Regions from separate parts of the Homo sapiens genome. Here region 2 is linked to region 1. A link is a loop called in an ENCODE intact Hi-C map of the cell type or tissue named here. Cell type or tissue: heart left ventricle. All regions are shown on one strand.

What was found. A loop is a pair of places that touch in the nucleus more often than their neighbours do. Peaks named below come from ENCODE experiments on the same cell type or tissue, not always from the same donor. Only the 100,000 strongest peaks of a DNase experiment are listed, where the experiment ranks them.
Region 2: a loop joins it to region 1, with 5 times the contacts of the local background. A loop is called at or near these places in 61 of 110 quality-filtered maps.

The regions. Positions count from the first base shown.
Region 1 is chr5:61,054,262-61,056,761 of GRCh38, forward strand. The region is part of intron 1 of NDUFAF2 (NADH:ubiquinone oxidoreductase complex assembly factor 2); the gene reads left to right. Among named protein-coding and RNA genes, the nearest start is that of SMIM15-AS1, 110 kb to the right of the region's middle. In heart left ventricle, a CTCF peak has its summit at 1,340; no DNase peak of the experiment used is centred here.
Region 2 is chr5:61,664,791-61,667,290 of GRCh38, forward strand. The region is part of intron 1 of LINC03122 (long intergenic non-protein coding RNA 3122); the gene reads left to right. The region is part of intron 7 of LINC03152 (long intergenic non-protein coding RNA 3152); the gene reads right to left. Among named protein-coding and RNA genes, the nearest start is that of LINC03122, 28 kb to the left of the region's middle. In heart left ventricle, no CTCF peak of the experiment used is centred here; a DNase peak (open chromatin) is centred at 1,561; H3K4me3 peaks cover 399 bases; H3K27ac peaks cover 557 bases.

The DNA.
Region 1 (2,500 bases):
ATATTTTTAAATATATTCACATTGTAAAAACAACTGTAGTTTTTGAATTAGGAAATGAGTAAAGTAATAGTCCTATCAAAATATTTGAGAGATTTGAAAGGAAATGCAGTTCAGGCCTGGGAGAGGTGGGTGTCATAAACACTGATCAAGCAGGCCAGACCATAGGTTTCCAAGTCCTAGGGAGCCAATAGAATAGTCCTGGGCAGGTGATTTGTGAGACAGGAGTAGCTAACAGTGAGGAAAATGGTCTACACCTGGGCAGTTGACGTCACCATTAGACCAAATCTCAGTAGCATTCAGTAACGATTTCTAGAACTGAGATACAGGGCAAAATCCAAGGAACAAAACCCCCTTGCTACTTAATTGGTACCAGCAACAAAAGTGACTTCATATTGACAGACTGACTTGGGATATCTTACATGTTCCTCTGCTTCAATGCAAAATTCCCACAGGTAGGAACTTATAGGCCTTACTCATAAAGATCAGACAATTTCAGGGACTAGATGCTAAGCTCAGTATTACAGGAAGATACAGAACTCTGTGTAGCAGAAGTATAAAGACATACAAGTAGAGAGCATTGCTTTAAACAAAAGTTTATGACTGGAGCTCATTGAGTGGTTAGAGTTATAGATGTAATCCTGTTAGTTTCCATCGCTGAGATAAAGTTAAAATAATGAGAGCTGTTCTCTCATGTGTCATTAGTATAACTTTAAGGGGTCACTGCAAAGTAGGAATGGACCTTATTGTTATCAACAAATATTTGAGTGTTTCATTATATGTAGTGTAAGATTTAAATTTCACAAGACAAGGAGATGTATATTAACTCTTAAGAAGAGGAAAATATATATAGTATTGCTTTGTTTTAGCATTCTATTCCTTTATTTACCATGTATGCCACTACAGAAGACTTTATACTTTTATATGTTTTAATAATATGGCAAGTTTCCCAACTTACAAATCAGTTGAATCCTAAAAATTCCATGTATGTAGCTTGTTGAAATTCAACACATTTTAAAATAGAAATTGTGTTGTAAATTGTAGTTCTGTTTCCAGAATAATTCACAAATTGCTTTTAATTCACAATTCATCTTCATTGCTTCATATTAGCAAACATTGATTAGCAGTGAAATCAAGTGGTAAAGTAACTCTACAGGTTTTTGAAAGGAGATATGAAAGATAAAAAAGGAGTTGTATGTGTATATGAGAAAAACACTTTTTCAGGTGGGTGTGAGTGAGCTGAAATAAAAAAGGCAGAATAAAAAGCCCAAATTATGCATTATCTTTCTAAAGGTAAGAAAGCAGATACTGATTTCAGATTTTTCCAATACCTTTGCCAGCCAATAAGTGGTGCTATTGTCACAGAATAGTTAGGTTGTTCTGCAGCACAAAGCAAAGGGGGAAGATGTGGAAAGTATATGCCAAGTGGTTGTAAAATGGGTTGTGAAAAGGAGGCAGAAATAAAAAAGGGAGGCAGCATGAACCTGACTATATGTGGACACTGTTTTTGTAGTATAGGAGGTGATTATGCTAGTACATTTTCTTAAATTTCCATGTAAAAATTAAACATAATTCAAGACACACCTTTCCTTATCCATTCAATTTTCTTTGAGCTTTAGTTTCCTCAATTATAAAAGTGAAGATTGTTGTGAGAATTAAGAAAATAAAAATAAAGTGTCTATTAATATCATATACATAATGCTCAATAAATATAATTCTGCTCATCTAAATGAGTCAGATAACATTAATAAGCCAAATTAACATAATATTATTGACACGTTGCTAAATTAGCCTAAATTACATGATCTTCAGAACCTGGAAGCTTATAAGAAAGTAGCAAGAAATAGGGAAAAAATGTTGAGCTTTGTCATTTGCTACTAAGAATAAAGAATTGTTCAACTCCAATTATTTTATTCTTTTGTAGGTAAATATCCAGGCATGGGCTATCAGTACATCCTTGAGTAGAGAGGCAGGCTCCATTTTTATATGCACTCTGTTTTTGGAGACCCCCATCTTAAAGTAATACCATGTGGCATATCTTACTATTAGTGACTGTAGTGTTTATCTTTTTGAGCATCATTGAGAAATAATGAATAAGTAGGTAAAAATTGCAAGATTAATGGTCTTTTTGCAGCCTTCACAAGCAAAATGGAATCAACTTTTCTTTTTCATGCTCCTACAGCCTGCCTTTTGGTGCAATCACAGCTTATTAGCATATCTTTCTAACAGCGAACTAAAATAGAGAACAAAGATAAAATTCATGTCATCCAATTTTGTTAGTTATTAGCCAGGGTAAAGTTTGTCATAGGAAGAGTTTAAACGAATGACTAAAATCATATGATGCTATGGCTGGGCACGGTGGCCCACACCTGTAATCCCAGCACTTTGGGATGCCAAAGCAAGAGGATCACCTGAGGTTGGCAGTTCAAAACCAGCCTGGCCAACATGGTGAAACCCCGTCTCTACTAAAAATACAAACATTAGCTGGGCATGGTGGCGCGTG
Region 2 (2,500 bases), 610 kb after region 1:
GCCATGAGGGTGTGAATGATGACCATGGTTAAATCCAAATTGGAGCCTGTGGATGGCAGTGGAGGTGAGGACTGCCAAACGTATGCACCTGGTCCCAGGCTTGGCACTGTGAGGGCTCAGAAGCAGTTCTTAACGACAAGCATGATAAATACTCCAAGTGGGAAGCAAAGGAAAGGCAACTTAAATAGAACAAGTTGAAATTTAGGAGCCGTATTCCCTCTACAATCTAAGTGGCCCTGGAGTAATAAAGAACTTCTTTGGAAAAAAAAAATAAGGGAGGGGAGAAATTTCAGCAGATAAGCAATGTGAAATTCCTACTGTAACTCCTTATCTGTTGTAAACTAGCGTTTAGTTTTCTATAAAGAGCAGGGACCTGTTCTCACTTTTCACTCATTTGATGGGTAAGATGCAAAGTTAATTTCATGGTGGTGAAACACCCAAGAGGTTGCTTGCTTTCCGTTAATATAGAAGACATCTTTGACATTAACACATAGGAGATTTACATATATATATACACACACACACGAGAGCTGATAAATGCATTAAATGCATAAATTATTTATTGATCTTGAGACAGCATACAACATGACAAGAAATGAGATATATCTGTGTGATATGCTTGCACATGTAGAAATTGAAGGAGTATATTTTTTTCCTCAGGTAGAAACATAATTCCAGAAAACATTCTGCCTTTGAAGAACAAAAGTACAAAGATGTTCCAACAGTTGAAGGTTATAGTTTTGCAAAATTGCTTATTACTCATTGCATTTGGAAACAGGGCATGGAGAAGACAATCATCTTTCCCAGCCTAAATCTCTTTAGCATGCTCCAATTTCATGTCACCCGCTAGGTAAGATTTAATAAGATGTGTCTGTTGGCCTGCACAAAATCTGGTTGACAAGAGCCTTGTGTGTCATGATGCAGATCAAAAGTGGGCTTGGTTGTTGTTGAGCACGGTGTATTTTTAAAGAAATAAATTAATAATTTAAGGCCTTTTAGAACTTGTGGAGGGCACCGAACTGACAGCTTGGGGGCGGGGCCTGTCTACTGCCCAGAAGCATCATGGGTGCAAGTCTGGAAGTGTCCCCACCCAGCCCACAGGACAGCCTCCCCCAGTCTTCCTTCCACGAGACCCAGGAGAAAATGTAGCATGGTGGGTGGGTCCCAGCATGACCTGGGGTGTGCAGGAGGCACTGCTGGACAGAATGGGGAGGAAATGCGCTTGTCAGCCCCTCCTTTTGGGTAGGCGGCTGGGGAGATTTAAGAGGTGAGTACATTTCTGGTCATTACCCACCACTGCTGGAACTAAACCCAGGAACCTCATGTAGGAAGTTGGTGTAGCCACTTCTTCAGATACTCTGTTTACTTTCAAACTACAAAAACGAAACAAAATCCAAAACCAAAACAAAAAATAACTCAGAACGAAGTCTCAACAACAACAAAAAAGAAAAAGTCCACAGTCTGTGCTAACCAAGTGGCCGTTATTTTGGGCTGTGGCTGGGCTGGTGAGATGCTCTTTGGCCGTCTGTCACTGTGCACAGCAGTCTGACTGGAATTTTAGTGAGCCAGGAAAGGGATGGCTATATTTGGCCTCTGGAAGGGAAGTTGCTGAGATGGAGACCGTGCTTTGGGTCATAGGATTTGAGCCAGCAGGAGGGGAAGCAACTTGCCCCATTTCCCATTTTCAGCTGAGGAAGTGGGTGGGACAACACAGCCAAAACCTTTGTCAGGAGGAGGTCTCTAGGTGAACACACCACGCTGTTCCCAGAGGAGCTTGTTCCAGCCCAAGGAAACCAGCCTTGGTCTGACTGGCCCAGATGAGTGTGGGCTCAGCTATAGTGCCTGTAAAGCAGGATTATCGTATCTCTTGGTCTTCATTCAGCCTTTAGCACTGGATCTAGGCTTTCTCTGGTATTGTATTCATGGAAGCGTCTATGACTTGTTTACTAGTTACTATTTATGTGCCTCTATGTTTGCTCCTGGAACGTGGGCATTTTGGTTTACTTTTATGACCCACAGAGCTTCTACATACAAGGACTTTTAAAAATTTTAAAAATCAAACATTGGACTAGGTTGCCTTCCTCGTTTAAGCTGTAGGTTATGTGTACATATATATATATATATACACACACACACACATATATATACACACATATATACATATACACACACATATATACATATACACACATAACCTAGAGCTTAAATGGGAAAGGCGACCTATATGTATATGTATTATGTATACACACATAACCTAGAGCTAAAATGGGGAAGGCAATCTATATAATAAATTATTAAATCTTCAATTGTATTATAAAAAGAATGACATTCGAGTCATGATAGAAAAACAAGATTATTGTTTATAGAGGTATCACTAAAATATGCATTTTGTAAGGCTCATTGATTTATTTCCAATTCAAGAAGCAACATAGACATACAAAATGGTTCATTAGATATTCATTATACCTCCTTGGCTGCTATTATTAGAAGTGCCCATGGT